2 separate regions of the Mus musculus genome follow, and region 1 is linked to region 2. The links are chromatin loops, found by intact Hi-C in ENCODE. Cell type or tissue: left cerebral cortex. All regions are shown on one strand.

Region 1 (8,000 bases), 1.4 Mb after region 2:
GGACACAACTTCTGGGAATATACCCAAAGGGCTCTAAATCCTACCAAAGAAGTTCTTACATATCCATGTTTATTGCTGAACTGTTCACAATAGCTAAGAAATGAAATCAACCTCTGTGTCCAGCAGCAGAAAAGTGAATAAAGCAAACGAGGTAAACACACACAGACGGTTTTATTTGGCCATAAAGAAGTCATGATGAAGTCATGAGACATCTGCAGGAAAATCGATAGAGCTCAAAATTATTATATAAAGTGAAATAAGCCAGACTCAGAAAGACAAAGACTGAATGTTTTCTCTCATGTACAGATCCTAGATTTTAGTGTGTATGTGTGTGTGTGTGTATCTGCCTGTGTATGTTTGTGTGTGTGCATATGTCTGTGTGTGTGTTTGTATGTATGTCTATATGTGTGTCTGTGTGTGTAACTGTATGCATGTCTGTGTGTTTTCGGGTGTACATGTCTGTGTGTGTGTTTGTGTGTATGTCTATATGTCTGTCTGCGTGTGTGCCTGTCTGTATGTCTATATGTCTGTCTGTGTGTGTGCCTGTCTGTATGTCTATATATCTGTCTCTGTGTGTGCCTGTCTGTATGTGTCTGTGTGTGTATTTCTGTATGCATCTCTCTTTTCCCCCCGTGTGTTTATGTTTGTGTATCTGTCCCCCCTGTGTGTATGATGTGGTGTGTGTATGTGTGTATGTGTCTGTCTGTCTGTGTGAGAGAGAGGGGGGTGGAAACAAACTAGTCAGCTGAAGAATAGAAGGTGATGGTTCCAAGCAGACAATACAGCCTGATGCAAGAAGAGAGAGGAGAGCTTGGTATGTTTGATAATGTGAGAAAACAACATGAGAGTCTCAGTTTATCAGAGAGATGGATCTGATAAGGTGAGAGAAGGGGGTTTAGGCCTTGGCAATGTACTAGGCTCTTCCTTTAAATGCAATGGGAGGCCCCCTGTAGGTGGGTGACTTAGCTTATGCTTTTAGGGTTGTTTTGCTGTTGGATATAACAAGGTTGTAGAGCAAGAAGACAGAAGCTGTTGCAGAAACATGAGTGATGACACCAGCAGTGCAAATTCGAGTCAGGTGCAAGCTCTGCTATCCTAACCAGACTTCGGGAGTTGATAATAATATGGGATACAGGGGTTGAGGGGACAGATGGGTTTTTCAATTGGAGGATGGCTTACTGTGTGGGAAAGTTTATGGGGAGACAAAGTTTCATGGAGAGAAGAAATCATTCCAAAAGAATCTTGGACCATGTCTTAGTTATGGCTTTGTTGCTATGAAGAGACACTATGACACATCATGGCAGGATGCATGGCAGCATCCAGGCAGACAGACACAGTACTGGAGAAGGAGCTGAAAGTTCTATATCTTGATCCACAGGCAGCAGAAGGAGACTGTGAATCACACTGGGCATAGCTTGAGCATATAAGACCTCCAAGCCCACTCCCATAGTGACATACTTCCTCCAGCAAGGTCACATCTACTCCAACCAGGCCACACTTCCTATTAGTGACACTTCCTATGGGCCAAGCACTCAAGCATATTGAGTCTATGGGGGCTGTTCCTATTAAAACCAGCATAGACTGAGAAATCATATGACTAAGACAGCAAGAAAAGCCTGCACATAGATGGGGAAAAGATGTGCAGTTGTTACAGCCCTTTGGAGAACAGGCAGCTTCCAAGAGTCCTGGCGAGTCAGCCTAGAGTGAAGGTGAAGTGGACACAGTCAAGCTCAAACCCCTCTGTCAACAGTCAGGTGAACCAGGGCACTCAGCTTCTCTCTGTTTCAATCCCATTTGTAAATGAGGGCATTCTGATCATGTTGAAAAGTTAGCGTTAAACTGCAAGACTGTAGTTGGATCAGTGAAAAATGGCTATAGCTCATCCAAACGCCCTTTCTTGGGATTTCTAATCATGCTACTGGGCTCACTAAGAGAGATGTCTGGGAGACATTAGTTTGCTACCTCTCATTGGATTAGATTGCAGGGTCAGGACCAATGACAGCCTTCTCAGTCACCTTGTCTTGCCTCTCTTAGTCCCACAGACTGAGCTGCTGACAAGCAGAGGCAGTAGAACAACAGTTGGAAGGACAGTTGAGCAGTCAGTGGGCTGGGCTGTGAAGGCAGTAAGGTGGGCCAGCATTATGACAGCTATAGAAGAAACAGATGGACAGTTGTTCAGGAGTAGCCAGGGCAGGCAGAAAAAGAAAAGAGGAAGGAGAGAGATGACAAGAGAGACTGGAAGACAAAAGGCTGGAAGGAGTCAGAAAGGATAAACTGGGATGTGGTCATCAGAGAAGCTCCAAAGAGCTGTTAAATCTCTAGAACCAGCACTGAGACCCTGCAACAGCTGTGACACTGGCTAAAATTATGGGCTGAGGATTCCCAACTTCATAGAGTTGCGATACTTACTGGCTGTGGCCAATGGCTGAGAGAATCCCAATACTTAAGCTTGTCTGGAAGCTACAACGTCAATAGCAAGAAAGGGATGAGGGAGCCCAGGTCCACAGAAGGACTTTAACTCTTATGGCACCAAGAGGCACAACACCCAAAGGCTGAAGAACTACAACACTAGAGGGCAGCACTTACAGACGCGCCCATCTACCTACCGCTGACAAAACCGCTGGGAGATGGGGTGAGGACGGGGAGAGAGGCACAGTTGGCAGAGACAAGCATTTGAAAGCTTCATCTTGTCTGCTCATGGTTTCTATTGGCAGACAAAGCAAAATGAGACCACTTCCCCCAGCTAGCTGACGGGTAACTCTCACAATAGAAAATAATCAGAACGTGTCGTCTATGTTTTTTACCCAAGCAACCGAAATTCATTGGGGACGAGGGCTTGAACTGTAGAGACAAGTGAAGAAAGTGGTAATCTATGGATGTTTGGGGAAAAGAAATTGTAGCAGGGCAGAGTAATGGGAACAGTCCACCAGCAGTCTGAAAAATCTAACCTCAAGTGGACCAAAGTGGAAATGAGAAAGAGCTCTGTGCCCCTTTCTCAAAAAAGTTGAGCAAGCCAGACTGGCGAGGTGGCTCAGCGGGTTAAGGCACTTGCCACCAAGTCTGACAGACTCAGTTCCCACAGAATTGACTCCTACAAGTAAGTTGTTCTCTAGTTTTGATGTCCACATGTGCACCATGATATGTACACAAGCACACATGTATGCACACACATACACACTCACACATACACTAAAAGTAGTTAATAAAAAATTAAGTCAAACAAATGTCCCCATCCTTTTTCCATCTGTATGTACCCCTCACTAGTTGGAAGAAAAGGAAATTAGTTGTTTCTCAGCAGGTACTGAGTTAATCCAACATCTCCTATAAACATCTTGCTCTGGATGTTGTGGGATGAGCAAGAACAAGGGAGTTGGGGCAGAAAAAAAGGAACAGTTGTGCCTGCTCACAGACCCCTCTCAGAGAGGAAAATAAGGATGCCCAGAGAAGAACATTTACTAACTGAACCCAGATTCCTAGTCATGCAACAATGGTCTCCACGTCACGTTTATAATAATTGGTAAATCTTCATTGCAAATGTATTTGTAGTTTTGAGTAATTTTGTTTGTGCTGAGGATTTTTGTCAATGAAATATTGTGGTTTAAAGGACAATAAAGGCATCTTGACAATGCCTTTATTGGTTGCTGGCTTATTGTTCATCCATGTAAGATTTGCTTTGTGTAAGGAAAAAAACAACTATTCATGTTCTCTAAGCCATCCTTAGTGAAAAGGCTGCCTGCCTTCATCACTTTGTTAGGATACTTGACAATAATTCACAGATATTTGAGGGCAATACGCAAGCTTCCAAATACTGCCCAGAATAGTGATAAATACCATAGTTTTCCAAAGCAGTATACTGGAGCACTGTCCCCTCAGGCAGAGTCTGTGCTACTCGCTGTGGGTTGCTCTGCTTCTTAACTGCAGCCTGCTCAGAATTATTAAATTTTTTTCTTCTTCCCTCAAGGTAGGGCATGAGCTTCCTTTGTGAACAATGGGCATCAAACTGCCATTTAAAAAAAATTAAATGTGTGGTAAGTACAGTCCTTAATGTTTCTCCAGAGCATTGAGTCACGTTATAGAATTATAAAATACTACCAGAAAAGGGCACTCCACATAGCAAAACAGACATTTTATAAAGTTCAATTTGGCAATTCCAAACCACATTTAATTTTCTCTGAAAAATCCCCACATGACAGGAAGATATTGGTCTTTGTGGCTTTCATATCTCTTCCAGGGAACTACCAAATGACAATCGTTTGGAATTAGCATTTTTCCCATAGACAGACACTAAATTACTTATATCAATAAAGTCACATACGCAATTTCATTAAAATAAAAACCTAAAATAAAGTTTCCTGTATTGCTATGCTGGGATTCATGCAAATCAGAAATCCACAGCATACTTCAGTATGAATCTCTTGTAGTACTCCATCTTCACAGATAGGTGGGGCCAGCAATTTCTGTTTTAATTATAATATTTTAGCATATTAAAATCTGTATCTAGATGAAGCAGATACTTCAAAGCTTCAAAACTGATGAAACTGCACAGCTCTCTTTTAAGGGATAATATACGACTAAAACACCCCCTGCTGATTTCACAGGCTTTTGCAGGGAGTTATGCATAATTTTCTGAAATTCAAAGGCTTAAGATCAGATATTTATGATGATAAAAACTAGATCTCAAGAATTATTAAAACCTTGGAAGACTTTCCTAAGATGGATTTTTTTATTTCATTCAATAATTATTTAATACAAGGTTAATAAAAAAACACAGTAGAATCAAAAGATGTGAATTTTTGACTCAGCTCTAGCACTTACCAGCAAGGGAAAGTGACTGGATGCCTTTGTGAAACTTCAATAAAGAATTTAAATGAGAACTAAATGAAATGGCCCGGGACATAGCTTTGTAAATGGGACACAATATAACAGACAAAGATCAGTAAAGATGGCACGATGAAGTCCTAGTTAGACCCAGGTATGACTTCTTAGAAATCTAACATGCTGCTTATCATCACTGGAATACTTTGGTTGATATCACTGCTTTTAAAAGTTCATGTGACTACATCCTGGGTCACCTGAACATCTTTCTTGAGATTGACATACAGTGTGTGCAGTTTTGGCAATCTTAGTGCCAAATGATTTGACTTCAGTTGTTTCCCAAGCTAATAAAAAAGCAGAAACAGACACACTCGATATGTTCTCCCTTGTGATAGATTTTTAGCAGATTTGTTTGAAACCAGAGAATTCTACTATATGTGATACACTACAACACGAATGAGTTGAACTAGAAATGAATCCAGACAACAGAAAGAGTAGTGATTTTTATGGCATCTTTATTATAAAATAATAAAGCCATGTGTGTTGGTTTGGTGGGTTTGCATATTTTTATTGTGTGATTTTAGTAGTCATATGAAAACTGTAGATCTAAGTCTACACCTAATTTCATATTTCTATACATTTAAATAACACAAAATGAACATGTTAATTAACTTAAAATAATTTCAGTTGATACAGTATTTGAGAAGCTTGGCTACTGAACTTGGAACTTGAAACGTGAAGAACTCGGGGTATCTTCTCTAGATGCATTGCTGGTGACCCTGGGTAGGTTGAATGACTGTACTTGCTGGTATTTCTTCCCTGCAGTATAGGAATAATAACATTTCCAAAGGAACACAAAGGTAAAAAAACAAACAAAACAAAACCTACCAACCATCCAAACAAAGCCCAATTGCCTGAATAGACACCTTCTAGGTATAGTGTTTTATGGAGAATATTATCTCTGAATCAAATATCAAATCAAAGTTTTTTTATGACACTTTGGGGAATTGCCACCACATTCTCACTTTCTAAAAGAGATACATCAGTCAGCCCATGGTTTCTGCTGATCTAGCAACCACTAAAGTGGATATGTGGACTTTTTACTTCTCCACACGGCCCAGAGTGGTCTGGTTTTACATTAGCTTTTTTTTTTTTTTTTTTTTTAAACTACCAGAACCATAAACGATGTGTAATTCACTTATAACCAAGTGAAATCAGACGGAAAAAAGTAAAAATCTTCCCACTTATGAAAAATATTTTAAAAGTTTTCATTTCTTTCTTGTGTTCTCAGACATCACAGGAAGACAGAACCTATTTGTCTTCTCTTGGTACTTGGATTTTAACCCTCAAATAGCCTTTCTCCATTGGATTCCCTGCCTGATGAGTAAGCCTTCCGTTTCCACTCTGAAGTGTGGGAAAGTGGCTGAACCGCCCCAAGTCTCACTTTCACCACTACGTAATAATAAAATCTACCCGAATCTGTATGGTAACAATTAGTGAGCGAATAATTCCAAACCACTCAGTTGTGAGACCTGGCACACATTTCTTTTAGTTGAGCTTTTTAAAAGAGCAACCCCTTTATGGTTCACTCTGAGAGCAGTGGAGAGACCACAATGCTTGCAGCATGAATGAGCTTTTAGAAAAAGCTTCAAAGGCTAAAAGAGTGGTCCTGATGCTGACCTTGCTGGCATTGCTTAAAAACAGCAGCCACCGCGCATGCACTAGACTACAGCTGGAATCTGTGAACTTCCAGCTTTACGAAATTCGTGGCCTCGCAGGGCTTTCTTGATCCTGTTTTAATCGGAAGTTAGCAATATGTGTCCTGTTTCGCAAGACTACACCTGAGAGATTTAAAAGGGAATATGAAATAGTAACAAGTGGTATCAAAAACACTTCTCGAAGTTTAAAGTGCTTAGCTCAAGAGACAAAATTACAGCATATTTAAAGACCCAGAATGGCTTTCATTCACCATTCTAAAATTAGGCAGCCCTTGGAATTCTTTCAAACAACTCCGGCCAGAAAATGGACATTGTTCAATGACAAGAAAAGAGAAATTATCTAGAGACACAGTTTAGTTGGTTACGGTTAGCTTTTTGCTTTACTTGAGTCAGTTGGTCTCTTGCTATTGGTTAAAGCTGGGGTGCTGTTAACGGGCTGGCATTCAGCCATTTGCTCTAAAGTCTAAGTCTTAAACTCGGTTTTCAGCAGGCTTACCTTAAATAAGCCTATAGTTCTCTATGGAACTAAGTTCTGAAAGAAGTAATGGACGCGAAGAAATAAAAAGTATCTAGCCTACGGGGGTGGGGCGGTAACCAGTCTACAAACAGCAAGCAACCAATCACCATCTTTCCTGCTACAAATCAAAAGTCAAGCCTTTGGAATGTCAAAGGCCTGCGGAGCCTCCCAGAGGTTACAAAGACCACGCCTCCTAGCCTCCGCCCCCTCTCCTCTCCCAACCTGCACCGCTTTCGGCCTGACGCGTCCTGAGCTCCCAGTACATACAGACTTCCTGTCAGTTTCGTCATTTCCGGCAGGTTTCTCCATCCAACCAGGTGGCCTCAGAGGCGGGCAGTCTTCTCCAAGGTCCCACCCCCTGCGCGCCGTGCACCTTTCCAGCCGCTGCGCGTGGCTGTGTATGTGGGTCTCTCATGGCTGCCTCGGGGAAGCTCGGCACTTTCCGCCTTCCCCCGTTGCCCACCATTCGGGAGATCATTAAGTTGTTCGGACTGCGAGCGGTGAAACAGCTTTCCCAGAATTTCCTCCTGGACTTGAGGCTGACAGGTGGCTGAGTCGTCAGTTCGCCCGGGTCTCCGTGGTGGGCGCGGCCGGGTGATGGAGCGGGTTGGGGCGGGCGGCTGTCAGTCAAGCGCTGCTCCTCCGGTCCTCGCGGGCTAGGGCGACGACTGGTCGACCGCTTTGCGGGCGGGAGATGTTTCCCGCGCGCTTTATGATGCGCCAACCTGCCTCTCGTTAGCCCGGCTCAGTAAAGCGCGTCTGTAAGCTCAGCACTCGAGGAGCAGAGGCAGGAGGATTGCCGCCAGTTAGAAACAGATGGACTCTTTCAAAAACGAAACCAAGAGAGTAAATAGGATAAACGTTCACTTAAGTCTAGGGATCCCTCTAGGGACTGGAGATTCGCTCTGTAAAGTCATACTAACCAAACGGCGCCTACAGCTACCTTGTGC
Region 2 (8,000 bases):
GGAGTTCAGAAAATGGTATTGGCACTCCCCTCCCCCAGGAACTGGAGTTATCCATGGTTATGAGCCTCCACACCGGTGCTGGGAATCAAACCAGGTCCTCTGGAAGAGCATCCAGGGCTCTAAAGCACTGAGACATCTCTCCAATCCCTAGATGAGTTTTAAGCTGCTGGTCTTTACAGGGTAGGTGACCATCTGTCCAAAGGGATATGAGTGCTGAAAGATGCCTCTCCCTGAGTATAAACCATGAGGACTGTCCAGCCAAACCCATTCCATCTCAACCCAAGGGGTACCTGGTCTCTAAGCTGAGGCAGCCCGGAGGCCACTGGTGAAAGCAATAAAGAGAAATTACTGACTGTACCTGCTCGACATTAGCCAGATGATCACGCAAACAAACGTAATTGCCACGCGATGACAGCTGGAGGAAGAAAGGTTCAAGGCACTGGGAGGGCATTAATTATGGTCACTAGTGGCATCTGGGCTGTGAGACTGTTTCCCTGAAGGCCTGGGCTGACCATTTTAAAACAAGGTGAAATCAAAGGGACCGGTTGCTTCCAGGTGTGGCTGGCACATTTGGTCCATCAGGCCTAATTGCCTCAGGGTTTTTATCTTAACAGCAGGGAGAAGTACCTGGAGTCTGTGAGCAAGGTTGGGGATGGGGCACTGACCACAGACAGGATGAAAGCAGGAAAGCAAGAACTGCTGTGAACACTGCAGCACCTGTAGAGCCAGAGCTAGATTCGAGATCAGGTCCCAGGAGACCAGGCTCAGGCTTCTCAGGCTACCAAGTCCTGCCCATGCCTGCCAAGATCAGCTGAAGGTCCCAGCATCTTCTGATGGTGAGAAATAATCAAAGAGGCTCATAGATGTTAGTTCATCTTGCCAGGCATTATGGTGTGTTCATTAGGTTTTGGTCACCCTGACACAAACCAAAGTTATTCTGGAAGAGGGAAATCCAACTGAAAACCCTCTACTTCGTCTCCTACCCCCAGATTCCTGTCTTTAGTCCCCACCTTGTCTTGCCTCCATGATGAACTACAACTGGAAATGGAAATGAACCTATGTTTTTTTCTCCCCAAGCTGGTTTTTGGCAGGATGACCTATCACAGGAATTAAAAACAAACAGCAGGACATAATTAGTTGATTGTGTCAAGTGTGGACCCCCACACTTTAATCCCAGCATTCAGGAGGTAGGGCCAGGTGGATCTATATGAGTTTAAGGCCATTCTGGCCATAGAGGGTTCTAGGCCAGCCAGAACTGCATAGTGACACTCTGCCTTAATAACAACAATAATTTTATTTTGATGTTTGCTTGACTAAAACCTGGATACAGCATCTCCAAAAGTCAATATGATGCACATGTGCTTTCTACATGTAATAGACCCCAAGGTCTGTTCTTCTTAAATGAATTCACGGGGCTCCATTTACACTGGGGCCTGGTGTGGTCACTAAGCTAAAAACAAAAGCCATGATAAACATTTAACTCTGGCTCTAGAATTAAATGTAGGACCTACTTTGGTGGGAAACACCAGATTTAGAATTTAGACTTCTTTGTAAATGGCTCTCCAAAGTGGGGCAGAGTTCAAGTAAGAAATGAAAGATGGTTAGATGAGCCAGGGAAGACCATGGGAGTAGAAATAAGTGAACAGACCCCAAGATCAGCCCTTTAGCTAGAAGGCTGTTCACTAATTGAGACCAAGGAGGTGAGTGGGGACTATGGTTCACCCTGATTACAACTCTAGCGTCCTGGCATGGGACAGAGGCCGCCAGACAGAGGTGCGTCTTTGTCTCTTCTTCACAGAGGACTTCCCATGCTTAGTGGCCTTTAAGCAAGATAGTGAGAAATCAGCATTGATGATTTTAGAGACAGAATAAATAAGGAAGTAATCGGGTAGAAAGATGAGGTGTCTCAGTTCTGGCTTTTTCCTGCTCTCTCTTCCTAGCCAAATCAACAACTTTAGAATTTTGGAGACTACTATGGAGCCCACCCTCACTCCATCCATCACTCCTACCCACTGCCCTCTACCCACCTGCCAGTGTTCTGCTAACTGACTCTGCTCACACAGACTAAACCTCACTGATAATTTGAAGTCTAGGGTGCTGATGTGGCAGCTCACATCCACACAGAGAGAGGAGAACTTCTGTTGTCTAGGAGCCTCCTCTTTTTGTCAAAATTTGTGGGACTGAGTTTGTGCGGTCAGCTTTGCATCTGTAAAACAAAATAACTGAGGTGGTGAACTAATAAAGGGCTGGGCTCACAGCCGTATGGGGGGGGGGGGGGTCTGCCTGTCATCAGATGGCTTGGTTGATTTGGGGCTGGAGCAAGGCAGTGCATCGTGGTGGTGGGGGTTTGATCAACCAAGCTGCTCACCTCCTGGCTAGAGAAAAAAAGGAAAAGGTTAAGGAAAAGACGAGGCTTGAGTTCCAGTATCCCCTCCAGGCCATGGCCCCAGAGACCTGGAGACCTCATTACGCTCTATCTTTCAAAGTTTCTAGTGCCGCTCAGTAGTACCACATTGGGGTCTAAGACTTTGGGGCACATTCAAGATCCAAACACAAAGCACAGATGGCCCATCAAGTTAAATTAACTCAATGTGTCATTTGACAGGTGAATCTCTTACTCAGTGCCTCAGGGGAGAGATGGAGACAGGAAGAGGCCCTGGAACTCACTTTCTACCTTAAGCTAGTCAGTGAGTTCTAGACCAAAAGCGAGATGGCAGCTACTGAAGTACAGCATCCAAAACTGACCTCTAGTGTACACAAACACATGTGCTAACATGTACTCGAGAGCATGAGCATCTGCACACACACTCAGAGAAGCTTGCGTGCACATATGTACATTAACACAAACTTACTCAAAAGGGGAAAAAATAAAATAAAGGCAGAATTCTTATGTTTTTATTTACTTAGGAAATACAAAAGAATTTTCCTAAGAAGCCAGCACTACCTATTATCATAATGTGAATGCTGAACTGTATTCAGGGGCTGTTGCTCTCAGAAACTAACTGGTTAACAAAGGACCATTGTCATTGTGGCCACCAACTGTTGTTTGTGTGTTTGTTTGTTTGTTGAAACAGGGTTTCTGTCTCCATGCATCCCTGATTGTCCTGTGTAGCCTCCCCTCCCCAAGTCTTAATGGTTCCACTGTTTACACCTGGATGGAGCTTGCCAGCTCAATCGTGCTGCCACACCCACTGCTGGAACCTGCCGCTTTGCTGTTCGGAGCCGTACTCGTGGTCACCCTGCTACTAGACCCCAAGATTATTTGGCGGGAATCGGGCCCCTCCCCCTTCCTTCATAACGGAGTGCCAAAATAGTAAAAATTGAACCTTGAGCAGAGACCTTTGTCTTGGTTCCTTCCTTATCTCGCGCAGCCCAGCCCTTCTTCTCTTCCAGGTTTCCAAAATGCCTTTCCAGGCTAGAACCCAAACCTGTGATCTACTGGCCGGACACAACATCTGGAACTCAGACTGACCTCAAACTCACAGAGATCTGTTTCTGCCTCTGCCTCTGCCTCTGCCTCTGCCTCTGCCTCTGCCTCTGCCTCTGCCTCTGCCTCTGCCTCTGCCTCTGCCTCTGCCTCTGCCTCTGCCTCTGCCTCTGCCTCTGCCTCTGCCTCTGCCTCTGCCTCTGCCTCTGCCTCTGCCTCTGCCTCTGCCTCCTGAAGGCTGGAATTAAAGGCATACACCACCACCACCCAGCTGTGGCCTCAGATTCTTGGCACTCAGGTACCTCACATAAAGTCCTACCTACATGTGTCTAGCATGATACTTGTTTATAAACAGCCTGGGGATTGCAGCCGATTCCATGAGGCTGACCCCAAGGGAAACAATGCAAAATATTAACCCCTCTCTGGAGCTCAGTAGAACCTCCTGTGGTTTTTTGAAACCAGACCAACACCACATGTAGAAAATCCCTCAGACTATTTTAGGTGAACTTTTTTTTTAATCTCATTAACTTCTTGCCATATGCTGTTTGTTTTGTATACCCTTCATAGACTGAAAGAGAAAATAAACCAGGCCACTGGGTTTCATCTCAGGGATGTTTTTAGAATGACATACATGTTCTGTGGAATTCCCTGAAAAATAATAATGATTTTTTTTAAAAGTGGCATTTAAAACTGATTTATGGAAAATAATATTTTTAAAGCAGGCCAGGGGGCAAGCAGCGAAACCTCTTCCCACCCACATAGAGCGTGTTAACCATCAGGTTCTCCATGATCTGCAGGAAGGACTGAGATTCCTAGCCCAGCTCCTTGTGTTCAGTGTGTAGGCTTGGACAGCTTCATTGGTCGTTGCAGAGTCTGAGTACCTGGATGTATATAAAACAGGAACGATTAGCCTGGGGTGTGCCTAGCATACAGGAAACCTTGGGTTTGATCCTCAGCACTGAGTAAACCCAGATGGTGGTGCATTCCCACGATTTCAGCAGGAAGTAGATACTCACATTCAAGGTCATCCTCAGCCAGCCAGGCGTGGTGGCACACGCCTTTAATCCCAGCACTCGGGAGGCAGAGGCAGGTGGATCTCTGAGTTCAAGGCCAGCCTGGTCTACAGAGTGAGTTCCAGGACTGCCAGGGCTACACAGAGAAACCCTGTCTCGAACCCCCTCCCCCACAAAAAAAAAGAAAAACAAACAACCAAACAAAACAAACAAGAAGTTCAAGGCTAGCCTGGGCTACATGAGACCTCTGTTTCAAATAGACAAAGAAAGGAAGGAAGGATAAAAAAAGAGGTAGAAAAGATGGCTCAATGCTATTTAATTCATATGATAAATGAGAGGCTCTGTAAATCATGTAACATATAGCTTGGAATTAAATAGAGAATTAATTTCCAAATGTCCTTCCTGTTGTAAGATTTCAGAAAAACAGATATACTACAAACAACCCCAAACATCCTTTCTTGCAACATGATTAAAAATTCCCCACTAAAGATATATGAGTTTATTCTTCTCTCCAAGAGACTTAATCCCTGGTTAAGATAAAACTGCTCTTTCAACAAGGATCACCAGATGCTTCTCTCAGCTATGTAACTCACTATGAATCTATGTCCTGGGGCTGAGGTGGTAGCTCAAGGGTAGAATGTGTACCCAGCAAGCCTGATGCTGTGGGTTCAATTCCTGATATAAATACATAAATATTCTCTTTCCCAGCATTCCTAGATATGTGTGGGCAGAAGGTAGGAATGGTAGACAAAGGGCTCAGTGGGTTAAAGTGACTGCGGTGAAAGCATGAGGACCCAAGTTCAAATCCCCAGCAGCCATGTAGAGAGTAAAGCGTTACTGCATGTGCCTATGACCCTGGCACTTGGAGACAGAGACTGACAGTTCCCCAGGACTCCCTGGCTGGCCATCATAGGTGCAATGATGAGAAACCCCATCTCAAAGCAAGAAGGCAGCAAGGCAGAGGGTAATAGAGGAAGAGAGTCCTTGTATTCTGCTCTAGCCTCTGTATGCCTGCACATTCAAGTACACACAGCTCACACTTGAGAACACACAACACACAGAAGAAAGGAAGGGGAGGGTAATAAGGGGTAATAAAAATACTGTTGTTTATTTCAAGACAGCGTTTCTGCTGGGCGGTGGTGGCACACGCCTTCAATCCCAGCACTTGGGAGACAGAGCCAGGTGGATCTCTGAGTTCGAGGCCAGCCTGGTCTACAAAGTGAGTTCCAGCCAGGGCTATACAGAGAAACCCTGTCTCGAAAAAAAAAAAAAAAAAAAACAGTGTTTCTCTGTACAGCCCTGGCTGTCCTGACCAGGCTGGCCTCGAACTCAGATCTGCCTGCCTCTGTCTCCCTAATGCTGGGATTAAAGGCGTGTACCCACGCTTTTAATTCCTGGCATCAGCTTTTTTTTTTTTTTTTTTTTTTTTTTTTTTTTTTTTTTTTTTTTTGGTTTTTCGAGACAGGGTTTCTCTGTATAGCCCTGGCTGGAACTCACTTTGTAGACCAGGCTGGCCTCGAACTCAGAAATCTGCCTGCCTCTGCCTCCCAAGTGCTAGGATTAAAGGCATGCGGCACCACGCCCGGCAGCCTATTTCTTAATATGGTTGTTGCTCCGCACTGTGTGTTTGTTGATCTGCACAGAGACAACATGGGGGCCCAGGTGAATTCTTAGATTCCATGGCTACATAGGACAGTGTGTGATATGTCATAACTCCTCCACAGAGCAATACCAGCACTAAGGCAAAAGAGACAGGGTGGAGAGTGTAGGGGGCGTGGTTATGGTTCCTTTGAGGGCAGTTACAGGAATTGCAAGGACTGATGGCTGAAATAGAGATAAAAGTTTATCTTACCCAAATGGTAACCCAGGGAACAGAAGGGAAGCGAGAGAGTTGGGAGAGAGAGACAGGATCCAGGGAAAGAGGGAAGGTTGCAAAAACAGGGAGCGAGCGGTGGGGACACTTTCTAGAGAATACTAACTCCTGAAGAAACACAGTGTTGCAAATTACAATGTATCCTTTGATATACTTATTGTAAAAGTAATTAGACCCTTTTACTAACCTGAGATAATTCGTGGAAGTCAGAAATTTTCTGCCCAAGGTGAACTCAGAAAAAGGGAGACTCTTTAGCCTTCTCAATTACTATTTTTTTCCCTGACCTTCTGTGGACAAATTCCTTGGCTAACTGTTCTACTTGTTCATATTTTATCTCCAAATCCCTCCACACGCTGACTTCTAACCTTCTGTGGCTGCCAAAAACTTTTTCATCTGTGATTCCCAATGACCTCCTTTTGAAATTCTAGAAAGAAAAAAGGAAAAGAAGAGAGAGAGAGAGAGAGAGAGAGAAAAAACCCTACTTTCTATCATCTTTTTCCTTGCCTTTTTATCTGCTTCACTCTCTTGGAAATCTATATGGATTTCTAAATGGCAACATTCTGTAACTATAACCTAACTCCTGCTTATTAAAATCGGTAATAGGGTGTCTGTTCAGATTAGCCCATGTCTGTCAAATGTATGTGGAGGGACTGGGGTATGAGTTGGGGACGAGACTGTAAAGGACCTACAACAGCCTCTGACCTAAATGGTACCTGCTAGCAGGGCCTTCCGTTTCCCCATCCGCCAGAAGAGGTAAAAGGACCAGTTGGGCCACTAGTGACTCTTTCTCCTTGTAGCTGAAGTTCCTTGAGTACTTTCCCTCTCTCCTGCAACAACTTTTCTCCCTGCTGCTCCTAGAAGCAGGCCCTGTTCCAGCCGGTGTGTTTTGTTTTGTTTCATTTCTCAGGCCCACCTGTCCTTTCCTTTGCCTTCCTTGGCATTTATTTGCTTTGATTTCTTGCTTGAAGCTCAGCTAAGGACCAGATAATACGTTTTATATCAATTTGCTCATTCTTCAAGCATTTCATGCACATGCTACTTCCCGTTATATCCATTCTGACTCCCCCTTTCCAGCCCCTCTTGTTCCCTTCCCAACCTAATTTCCTTAAAAAAAAATAACCCATTAGTGATAAACCATGCACACATGAGTATAGGACCATTCACTGGAACATTATCAACCCACCAGAGACTACATCCCTAAAGAAAACCAACTTGACCATAGGAGCAAAAGAAGCAGCTATCCAGGGCTTCTTAGCTAGAAGTGGGGATTCGGTGGCCCTCCCCTACTAATACTAGAATGTTGCCCAGTCTGACTTGTACCTGGAACTGTAGCTAGTTCCTGATGCAGCCAGCCTTGAGCTGTCCAGAAGGCTCCCATCCTCCCTAACCTCTGGGCTCACATTCCTTCCACTCCCTCTGACCTTCTTTCCTGAACCTTTCCTGGAGGAGGTGTGAGAGTGACGTGACGGTCCATCTATGGTTGAGCTGTACTTTGCTGAGTTGTGAGTCTCTGAACTAACGACCAGCTAACTAACACACAGGAGCTTCCCTGGTGAGGACGGAGAGCCACATTCATCTGTGGGTATAGACAAACACATCTATAAGACAGTTGGATACTTTGCTCATTTAGCAAAATAAAGGTAGTAACTTAACCTCTAAAGTCTGTGAGCTCTCAGCCGTGGGTTCC

What was found. Hi-C counts contacts between places; a loop is a spot of excess contacts. Peaks named below come from ENCODE experiments on the same cell type or tissue, not always from the same donor. Only the 100,000 strongest peaks of a DNase experiment are listed, where the experiment ranks them.
Region 1: it touches region 2 in a loop (2.9-fold over the local background); 1 of 42 quality-filtered maps calls a loop at or near these places.

Annotation. Positions count from the first base shown.
Region 1 is chr17:3,557,177-3,565,176 of GRCm38, reverse strand. Tfb1m (transcription factor B1, mitochondrial) reads left to right here and starts at 7,422. Exons shown (of 7, transcript NM_146074.3): 1 at 7,422-7,596. The coding sequence starts at 7,464. 1700102H20Rik (RIKEN cDNA 1700102H20 gene) reads right to left here and starts at 7,353. Exons shown (of 2, transcript NR_045303.1): 1 at 7,273-7,353; 2 at 5,314-5,634. It overlaps Gm34155 (a long non-coding RNA gene), which reads right to left and starts at 2,638. Exons shown (of 5, transcript XR_876342.2): 1 at 2,607-2,638. In left cerebral cortex, CTCF peaks have their summits at 2,552 (motif pointing right) and 4,427; DNase peaks (open chromatin) are centred at 4,452, 6,578, 7,354 and 7,627; H3K4me3 peaks cover 1,613 bases; H3K27ac peaks cover 1,010 bases.
Region 2 is chr17:4,981,267-4,989,266 of GRCm38, reverse strand. No RefSeq gene overlaps it. Among named protein-coding and RNA genes, the nearest start is that of Arid1b, 9.8 kb to the left of the region's middle. In left cerebral cortex, no CTCF peak of the experiment used is centred here; no DNase peak of the experiment used is centred here.